Linked DNA regions of Homo sapiens: region 2 is linked to region 1. A link is a loop called in an ENCODE intact Hi-C map of the cell type or tissue named here. Cell type or tissue: CD4-positive, alpha-beta T cell. All regions are shown on one strand. Each heading gives the region's core, and the rest is flanking DNA. Links, peaks and the distances in the headings are about the cores only. Region 1 overlaps LINC01285 (long intergenic non-protein coding RNA 1285). Region 2 has its middle 24 kb from the start of LINC03098.

Evidence for each region. Hi-C counts contacts between places; a loop is a spot of excess contacts. Peaks named below come from ENCODE experiments on the same cell type or tissue, not always from the same donor. Only the 100,000 strongest peaks of a DNase experiment are listed, where the experiment ranks them.
Region 2: a loop joins it to region 1, with 15 times the contacts of the local background. A loop is called at or near these places in 6 of 110 quality-filtered maps.

Annotation. Positions count from the first base shown.
Region 1 is chrX:118,845,000-118,850,382 of GRCh38, forward strand. LINC01285 (long intergenic non-protein coding RNA 1285) reads left to right here. Exons shown (of 7, transcript NR_110393.1): 3 at 242-286; 4 at 951-1,065; 5 at 2,055-2,130. Among named protein-coding and RNA genes, the nearest start is that of LINC01285, 8.1 kb to the left of the region's middle. In CD4-positive, alpha-beta T cell, for the core only: a CTCF peak has its summit at 2,810 (motif pointing right); a DNase peak (open chromatin) is centred at 2,822.
Region 2 is chrX:119,264,381-119,269,763 of GRCh38, forward strand. No RefSeq gene overlaps it. Among named protein-coding and RNA genes, the nearest start is that of LINC03098, 24 kb to the right of the region's middle. RefSeq lists a silencer at 2,066-2,360. In CD4-positive, alpha-beta T cell, for the core only: a CTCF peak has its summit at 2,167 (motif pointing left); a DNase peak (open chromatin) is centred at 2,201.

The sequences.
Region 1 (5,383 bases), core at 235-5,234:
CTTAGAAAAAATATCTGAAAAGATATATACTAAGCTGTTAATGGTGATTTCTGTGTGATGGGAACACAATGTTCTATTTAGTTATTTTTGCTTTCAAATTTTTCACAATGAATATACACTGCTTTTGTAAAAATAAAAGATTGTTTCTAATTTAAAAAATAATCTCTCTTTTCACAAAGCTTATAGCTAATGCCTCTTGTAAGTATTCATATTGCCAATTTGTCACTTTTTTTTTTTTCAGGGCAGGAAAACATCTAAGAAAGGAGGCTCCCCCCTTCCCTTGCAGGTAACAAAGTATCGGGGTGATCTCTGTGAAATAGCTACTGAATGTAAACTGATGCTACTGGCATTCCTCTGGGACTTTTACTGATAAGTAGAGCTTTCATAGTCTTCCCAATTTCAGATGACTCGAGATTGAATTTCTTTTTCTTTCCTTCCTTCCTTCCTTCCTTCCTTCCTTCCTTCCTTCCTTCCTTCCTTCCTTCCTCTCTCTCTCTTTCTTTTTTTTTTTTTGACCGAGTCTCGCTCTGTCGCCCAGGCTGGAGTGCAGTGGCACGATCTCGGCTCACTACAACCTCTGCCTCCCAGGTTCAAACGATTCTCCTGCCTCAGCCTCCCGAGTAGCTAGGATTATAGGCACCCACCATCGTGCCTGGATAATTTTTGTATTTTTAGTAGAGATGAGGTTTCACCATGTTGGCCAGGCTGGTCTTGAACTCCTGACCTCAGGTGATCTGCCCGCCTTGGCCTCCCAAAGTGTTGGGATTACAGGCATGAGCCACTGCACCTGGTCTAGATTGGATTTCTTATCTTGCAAAGCCAAGGTGAAGTCCAGACCATGAAAAAGCAGAAAATGTATCAAGATAAATACTACCTTGTGAGCCCTATCAATAGTCCTACCAATAGCTTTCTGATATTGGAGGCTTTCAAATGAGATTTTTTTTTTTTAGGGTTACCAGCAATTAAAAAGAAGTACTAGAGAGGCAAATATCGGCAGTATACATCTAAGCGCTGGTCGGAAAAGAAGGAACTCAGCCCAAGAACTTGCCCAATCTGATACTGGAGGTAGGTGTATCTCTGTTGCATCCATGAACGCATCAGGCTACCAAAGCCCGATGTGATTAAGCATTTGAATCGTGTAACTGCTTCTCTTATTGTAGGCCAGGAGTCAGCAAACTTCAGCATGTGGACCAAATCTGGTCTGCCATCTATTTTTGTAAATAAAGTTTTATTGTTTATTTGTTTATGTATTGTCTATTACTGCTTTTACCCTGTGATGGCAGAGTTGAGTAGTTGGCAACAGATACTGTATATGACCTACAAAGCCACAAATATTTACTATCTGTCCATTTATTTATTTATTTATTCATTCATTCATTCATGAGACAAGGTCTCGCTCTGTCACCCAGGCTGGAGTGCAGTGGAGTGATCACGGCTCACTGCAGCCTTGAACTCCTGGGCTCAAGCAATCTACCCACCTCATCCTCCCAAGTAGCTGGGACTACAGGTGCGCCCCACCATGCTCAGCTAATTTTAAAATATTTTGTAGAGATGGGGTCTTACTGTATTTCCCAGGCTGGTCTCAAACTCCTGGGCTCAAGCGATCCACCCGCCTCAGCCTCCCAAAGTGCTGGGATTACAGGTGTGAGCCACCATGCCCAGCCTATATGGCCCTTTAAATAAAAAGTTTGTGGACCCTTCTTCTAGATTCACCAGAAAACTGCCTCAGTACGCATGCCTGTGGGAGAGAATAACCACTTATATTATTTTCTTTTTTTTCCCTATACATTTAAGTAGTGTTCCTTTCATCCAACGGAAAATGAAGAAAGGGACTTTCTTTGGTCCCTGCCTGTGTTCACCTTTGCCAAGGACCTTTCTCTCATGAATCCCTCTCTGCTCTTTTCAAGGAGGGTTTCAGGTTCTGTGTTATCACCCAAATTGTGACCTTTACAAAGCCCCGCTGGTCTGCTTGGAATTTCACATGATGTGCCCTTCTCTAGATTTAGGTCTTTACATGTAGTACTTGCTTATTTAAATTTTATTTGCCTTTCAAGGTGCCACTCAAGAACCACTCCCTCCAAGATGTTTTCCTGGATTTCCTCAGCCTAAAGTAATCCCTCTTTTTCCTGGGTGAGTTATATCTTTTAGTTTATTTCTCTTGTTAGGCTCACGTTCACTGATTTACATCCATACTCATTGCTTTGTGCTTATTTGTATTTGTGAGTTACATTCTCTACCAGATTTTAAATTCCTTGAGGGTAGGTACATATGTTGTTCAACTTTTTTTTTTTTTTTTTGAGACAGATTCTCGCTCTGTTGCCCAGGCTGGAGTGCAGTGCACGATCTCAGCTCACTGCAACCTCCACTCCCCGGGTTCAAACAATTCTCGTGCCTCAGCCCCCCGAGTAGCTGGGATTATGGGTGCATGTCACCACGCCTGGCTAATTTTTTTTTAACAGTTTCTTCATGTTGGCCAGGCTGGTCTCAAACTCCTGACCTCAAGTGATCTGCCCGCCTTGGCCTCCCAAGATGCTGGGATTACAGGTGTGAGCCACTGCGCCCGGCCTTTTGTTCAACTTTAAATAAATTATTTTTTCCCCATCATCAGATGCAAAAGAGGTTCAACAATAAAATAAATTGGTAAGTTCCCCCATATACTTCAGATCTAATCTTTAGTTCTCCAATGTTTCCACTGAGGATTTTTCCTGTGAAATGCTGGAGTCACTTCCTTTGTCCGTAGTGATCCTTGTAATTTCAAGCACCAGGCTATGATTTTCTATTCCATTGCTTTGATGGAGTTACTTCCACTAGGGGGAGCTCCTTACTTTGCTATATAGTCAATTTCCTTCTCTTTAGGAGACAAAAGAAGGGAGACTTCCTCAGACAAAATGTCAAAACAATGGTAGGAAGTAGCAACTAAAAACATCTCCTGGGGCTTGACTAGGTCTCAGCACTAGCTGGCTCCTCAAATGCCATTTCACTTGTCATATTGCAATTTGGTATAATTCTGGCCCATGTGTCAAGATTTCCCCCTACCCAATCTACTTCATTCATTCCATTTACAAATACATATTGAGTACATACTTTGTGTCAGGTATTGCTGTAGATGCTGGGGCTTCATCTGTGAATAAAACAGACCAAGTCCCTGACTTTATGGAGCTTATATTCACATATGGGCAGCGGACAATAAGTGAGATGAATAAAGAAAATATACAGTCTAGTAGATAGTCTAGTAGATAGATATTTATCTAGTAGATAAATATAAAAGAAAAAAGCAATGCAGCATCTTGTAGGCTATTGTGAGAATTTTGAATGTGATGGGAAGCATTGGGGAATTTTGAGTAGGGGAGTGATGTGATCTGACTTACATTTTATAAGGATTGCTGTGGTTGTTTTGTGGAAAGTAATTTTTTTTTTTTTTGAGACGGAGTTTCGCTCTGTTGCCCAGGCTGGAGTGCAGTGGTGCGATCTTGGCTCACTGCAAGCTCCACCTCCCGGGTTCACGCCATTCTCCTGCCTCAGCCTCCCGAGTAGCTGGGACTACAGGCACCCACCACTACGCCCGGCTAATTTTTTGTATTTTTAGTAGAGACGGGGTTTCACCGTGTTAGCCAGGATGGTCTCCATCTCCTGACCTCGTGATCTGCCTGCCTCGGCCTCCCAAAGTGCTGGGATTGCAGGCGTGAGCCACCGCGCCCAGCCTGTGGAAAGTAAATTTTAAGGGGGCAAGCTTGGGTCAGGGGAGGAACAGTGGACTTGGGGAGAAGTTGTTGGATTTTGGATACATTTTGAAGGTAGAGCCAACTGGATTTGCTAACAGATCAGATGTAGGATGTAAGAGGAATCAAGGAAAGCAGGGTCACCATATGGCATAACACTAATAGCATTGACAAAAATGTGACTGGTGCCCCCTGGAGTTCTGTAACACAGCATCTCTGTCCAAGATGATGCCAAGTCTTTTGGCCTGAATGGTCGGAAAGATAGAGTTGCCACTAACTGCAATGGTGAAGACTGTCAGATGAACAGGGTTGGGAGTGTGTTGGAAGCTCAATTTTGGATATGTTTAATTTGAGCTGCCAGTTAGACATCTAAGTGGGGATGTTGAATAAGCTGTGGGATGTATGAACCTGGCATTCAGAGGAGTGGCCTGGGCCAAAGATAAACATTTTTGAGTCGTAGGCATCTACATAGTATTTAAGGTATGATATGGACGAAATCACCAAGGAGTGAGAAGGGTTAAAGAGAAGGAGACCAAGGACCAAGCCCTGAGACATCTCAACATTTAGAGTTTAGGAACGTAAAGAGGAACAAATAATGGAGGCTAAGAAAGACTGGCCAGAAGGTAGAAGGCAAACCAGAAGAGAATGGTATCCTGGAAGCCAAGTGAAGAAGGTGCTTCAAAGAAGAGAGAATGATCAACTGTGAAAAATACTTATGGTTGGCCAAGTAAGCTGAGGTCTGGGAAGTTTTGGTAGAATTTAACAACTTAGAGGTCACTAGTAGCCTTGATAAAAGCTGTTTCAGTGGACAAAAGCTTGATTAGAATGGTTCAAAAGGGAAAGAGAAGAGAAAAATTGTAGACAGGGAGTATAGACAAATCTTTTGAAGATTTTTGTTTTAAAGGTGAGCAGAGAAATGAGGCAGTAACTCAAATGGTTTGTGGGGTCAAGAGAGGGTGTTTTGAGTGGGAGAAATAATTGCAAGTTTGCTCTAGGAGTACTTAGCGACAGTTGAGTTCACTTGTACTTATTCACCTGCATTTCTTGGGGGTAGTACCCAGTAATCCTCAGGGAAGGTAGCTATCACAGGAGGGGATGTTGCCAATAGGTTTGAGTGGAATGAACTCTAAGGGAACCCATGGATGCCCTTTAATAAAACTGAATTCAGAACCTCTGCAGTTAGCAGAGCAGAGAGTATCTTAATGTATGGAAAAAATCAGGGCTGTGAGGTCTAGCTATCCCTCTCACCCACATGGTGATTCCAGCCTCCTTTGCCAACCTTGAAAGATCTGGCCTCAAGTTACACTAAAGAGAGTCTGAGGGTCTCCTTCCAGAAACATTATCTATTGTATGGAAGGGAGAGGAAAGGAAGTTCTTACAGGTGCTGTGAAGCTGACTAAAACCCCAGGGAGTGTTTCAACTAAGTGGGAAACTTGACATAAAGATTCACTGGTCATTTCCCGGTTCCTTGGTGAGAAGTGGCCTCAGCAGTAGAAGACAGTATAGCACTGGGCTTGTTTCTTAGCTTTGTACTTTAGTAGTGATGGCTTTGAAAACACATACAAGTTTTACTGGTCTCCATGTAGCATTTTGGTTTGAATTTTTTTAAATTACTTTTATGTTTTTGAGACACAGTCTCACTCTGTCACCCAGGCTGGAGTGCA
Region 2 (5,383 bases), core at 260-5,259, 420 kb after region 1:
CTCTAATTTCCCTTTTAATTAGCCTGTGCTTCAATTGACCGTAATGGTAGAATTCATTAATAACTTTCCCATCATTTTCACCAATCACTATTATATGCATAGATTAATTTATTAAACAAAGTTTCAGGAGCCTAGATAAACCAAGCCTTAATGGCAAGAAATGCCATAATCATGACCTTCACAAATTATCAAAAAGTCAAATTTTAATAAATATTTCTAGTATTCCCATATTCTATTGTGTTCACCATAACCTCCCCAATCCTCCCCACCCACATGCACATATCTTTCCTTTAGCCTTATGATTAAAAGCAACACTACTGAGATGACTTATTCTTTAATATCTTTGCATAGGAAAATGGGAGCTCCTCTAACCTTAAAAAATTATAGTTATTTAATAATGTTTACACAGTGTGCATTCTAGCAGTATCTTGTGTACGTAGCTTCACTAAAACATTTCACTCAACATGTTCCCAATGCCAAAACATTTCTAGGAGATTCTCAGAGAACACGGTCACCTCATCTTCCTTGCCTCTATATCTCGTAGCAAAGTTGATTGAATAACAGTAGGATAAGGGAATAGAGAAAAGGAAATAGACTGGAGATGTTGTCACAAGCCTAAAATGTTTATTTTAACCAGCAGTGAAACCTCAGTAAATTCTGCACAGTCTGCATCCTAAGACATTCCAATATCTTCTCCTGTTTCAGGAGATACTGGAGAGATTCACCTAATATATCTCAGGATTTTTAGATCAGAAATATAACTTGAAACTTTAAAAGCACTTGAGTAATCAGCAAAGTAGCCACCTATTCATTCTCTCTTGCTTGTTCTCACTCTCATAAATATTTGCTGTCATAGTATTAGAAAGGCCATTTGAATGAGGTACTTAAAAAAAAAGTGGAAAAAATAGGACCATCTATGCAATCAATATCCTCTTTCAAAGTAGCTCTTTGCTGCCTTTCTTTTTTCTCCAGGCTTTTGAATTTTAAGGTTAGTCATTTTGAAAACATTTAAGATGTATGCAATTATACAACATATTTATGGAAATAGCAGGGAAGCCAGAATTTATTTGGGTCAAATTAACCTAGCCAATTTTCAATTTTCTGGCTACTACAGAATCCCAGTATATCTTGACCAAATAAAAACATTCCATGGTTCTTCAGTCAAGATGCCACGCATGGACGTTCAAGTATTCTGACACGCCATTAGCCCAACAACATTTTAAAACTGAGGCTGACCATATGCTCTGATCTTGAATAATTTAAAAATCACATCATTAAAATGAGTGGCACTCAGTTTTGCAATAATAAGAATATAGCCAATATATGGCCCGACAAATGACCGAATTCCAAAATTAAAATGGTCTGGGCTTATGGGGGCACTGGGGGCTTTCTGGGCAGAATGGAAGGGATTTTTGGAGATGCACAGCCATTTGGCAATGATAAATTTGCAACAATGAAATATTAGAGTCCTACTGAGAGAGAATCTCTTCTACCACCATTCAAAGAAAATCAGCTCGAAGGTAGAATTTAGTATGTGGAATTTTGATCCTGAGATGAAGAAAGCTGGATTCACATTAATTTAACTCTGAGCAACTTAATTTCCTGTTTTCTTTTCCTTGTGTTAAAACATCATCCTAAAGTTTCCGTATGTGGTAATGTTTGTGGAAGCAAAGTGTTCTGAGTGTTTCTGAGGCTAATAGAAAATAAATTAGCCTGAAGAAAAGTCTTGTGTTGGCCTTTCTGTGCAAATGCATTCACATAACTAACTCTAAGCTAGTGTGTATAGGAGTCATTCCAAGATAACAAGGGAAGAAGCTATTTTTAAAAACCTGCACAGAGCAGTCAGCAGACCTATCTGACCAGTCCTTTGGTCTTTTGCCCCTTCTTCTGCACCAGGAACATTTTTATTGAAGAACACCTCTCTCCAGACACCTCCAGCCAGGAATGCTGCTTTATACCTTGGATTAATAAACAATGCTACTGAAGAAGACTCACTGCTTTCTCTTCTCATGAAAAAAAAAAAAAGCTATCAGGGAATTAAAGGAATGTGGCTGAGTATCTTCCATACTTTTGCCTCCATCATTGAATAATCAGTATTATTTGTGGGAAATGCGTATCATGAGGTTGCCAGTGTTTTGCTTCTCAGTTGTATTTCCACAATCTGAAAATTACCAGCAAAATTCCTGCCCACCAGTCGCCACCTACAGGTCAAAAGCAACCTTCACACGGGACCCTGCTTTGCACTATTACACAGTTTTTGAGAGTAACAGTACTTCCCAACCTTTTAAAAATCCCAAGGTAAACTTATTTGAATACAAGTCCCACAGAATAGGATATTATCCAATACCTCGTGCTGAAAATGTGATCAAGGGAAGAAAGACTGGAGAAGCCACAATTCACTTGAACTCTTCACAGTGGACCAAAATGAAGTTATGGCATCCTAACCAGGGAATAGTGCCAGAGAGAAAAAGGTACAAAGTCAAAAGCGAATGAAATTATTTTAAAATTAAGACAACTGTATATTAACAATATTCAGCATGAACAGCATGTAAGATTTACACCATTGTATATACCATCATGATCTGATTTTTGCACCTGTTTTATTAGCAATTCCAGATATTGATATGGTCAACACAATTCCTCATTTTTCATGCCTATAGAGAGTTTCTCTCGAAATTCTGTACAATTACAATGTGTCAATAAAAATTAAATGTTGTTAAAAAAGAAATTCTATATAGAGAAAAATTCTATAGAAACTCTATACTTACTATATATTTAGTTGGATATTCTCCCTGGGGATTTGTGTCTTCAATTATTTTTGAAAGAGCATAACTCTTTCCAAAAGAGTACTGCCACTACTCTACACTACTATTATGAGAACAAGTGCTACCATGGAAATCTTTGTGTAAATTTATTTATTTATTTATTTATTTATTTATTTATTTATTTATTTATTTTGTGACAGAGTCTCACTCTGTTTCACAGGCTGGAGTGCAGGGGCATGATCTCAGCTCACTGCAGCCTCTGCCTCCCGGGTTCAGGTGATTCTCATGCCTCAGTCTCCAGAGTAGCTGGGATTACAGGCACATGCCACCACGCTCGGGTAATTTTTGTATTTTTTTGGTGGAGATGAGGTTTCGCCATGTTGGCCAGGCTTGTCTCGAACTCCTGACTTCAAGTGATTCGCCCGCCTTGGCCTCCCAAAGTGCTGGGATTACAGGTGTGAACCACCGTTCCAGGTCTTATGTAAATATTTTTTAAAAGCCAATTTATTAGGCCATCAGCATTATTAACATACTTGATTCCCCTGCAGTCCTGATCACACTGGATCATTATCATTTTTATTTCTGTTACCTTTATTAGTATAAAATGACAACTTAAAGCAGCTTTAATTTGCATTTAATTTTATGTAGGCTGTAGTTCCAGCCAACTTTTATATTGATATTCAACTGCCTATTCAATGTCTCCAGTTGAATGTATCATTGGCATCTCAACCTAACAAGTGCATCAGAGCCCTTAATTTGCATCTCCTAAACCTGTCCTCCACATCACACTTGCTCCCCTGATTCCCAGTGATTCCCAGCTCCCTAAGTAGAGCCACCCTGCACCCAGGCGCTTAGGCTCAAAACCTAGGAGTTAATCCTTCCAAAAGTCTTTTTGACTCCACCTTTACCACAAATCCCAAATTCATCTCCATCTTCGCTGCTACCCCCCAGTCCAGGCCACTGTGATCTCTCACCTGGATTACTGCAACAGCCTCCTAACTGGTCCTTCTTCTTCCATCCTTGCCCCTACAGAGTCTACTCTACACAACAGCCAATGTCATATTTTTAAAAACCTAAATCAGATCATGTCACTCCTCTGTTCAAAACCCTCCAGCAGCATCTCATCATGTTTTGAATGAAATCCAAACTACTTACCTTCAAAACATGGCCCCCGCCCACCTCTTTCAACTCAGCTTTTTACCCTTCTCCCTATTACCCTTGTTCTCTCCATCTCACCCCACTGGCCTTTTTACTGCCCCTCAAATGCATCAGGTTCACTCCTCAGGCCTTTGCTCTTGTGGTTCCCTCTACCTGAAGGGTTCTCCTTCAAGATTTTCTCATGGCTGGCTCCTTCACTTTGCTCTCATTTGACTTGAATGTCACCTCCTCAGAGAAGCCTGCCCTAAACACTCTCTGAAATAGCACTGCTATCACCCCTGTGACTTGGTAGCCTATCATACCATTTTATTTTCACTGTAACACAGAAACCATCTGATCATCCTGTGTCATTGTTAACATTTTATTTTTAATCTGCATCTGTCTGGTTCACCATTATATCTTTAGAGCCTAGAACAGTACCTAACATATAGTAGGAACTTAATAATGCTAAATCTTATGTAAAACAGAGACTTTGTGCAATAACTACATTTAAAAGATGTTACTTCCGGCTGGGCACAGTGGCTCATGCCTGTAATCCCAGCACTTTGGGAGGCCGAGGTGGGTGGATCACAAGGTCAGGAGTTCGAGACCAGCCTGGCCAACATGGTGAAACCCCGTCTCTACTAAAAATACAAAAAGTAGCCGGGCGTGGTGGTGCACGCCTGTAATTCCAGCTACTCAGGAGGCTGAGGCAGGAGAATTACTTGAACCCAGGAGGCAGAGGTTGCAGTGAGCCAAGATCGCACCACTGCACTCCAGCATGGGTGACAGACTGAGACTCTGTCTCAAAAAAAAAAAAGTATTACTTCCCTACTTAAAATACTAATAACAGCACCTAAAGACCCACAGTGAAATGATAATGCAGACTTGCTTGTTCTTTTGGACTCCTAGACCTATTAACATTAATCAGTGAACATTGAGATTAATTTAAGTGTACCTACCAAGCACCTTTAAGACAGTTTGGGGACCACAGTGAAGAGTCACCCTCAAACAACTGAGTCTAGAAAGGGAAAGAAATTGAGACAATTAACTGGAATCTAAGGAAGAAAATGGTGAATGTCAGGAGAGACATTTGGTACTTTGGGCTACAGACAAGCAATAATGGTTTTAACATTCTTTCACATGAGTGTTAAAATTCCTGAGAATAGGCTACAGTCATGTTTAAGTGTGTCAGTATTGCTCCCTTCAAGAGTGTTGGGACATGCATAAAAATAGTTGTAGCTGTCACAATAACTAGCATAGGGAGGACACCACTGCCATTTTGTAAGCAAGGGGCCAGCGATGCTAACTGCCCTGAAGTTCCTAAACAGACCTGCACAACAAAGAACTCCGCACCTCAAATGCCAACACAGAGTGGCTTATACCTGCCCATCTAAAACGTATGGACCACTTTCTGGGACTCCAGATTAATATTTTTAACATGCTATCTTTTAGGTAGTCACTTCGGGGTTTTTTCCCCC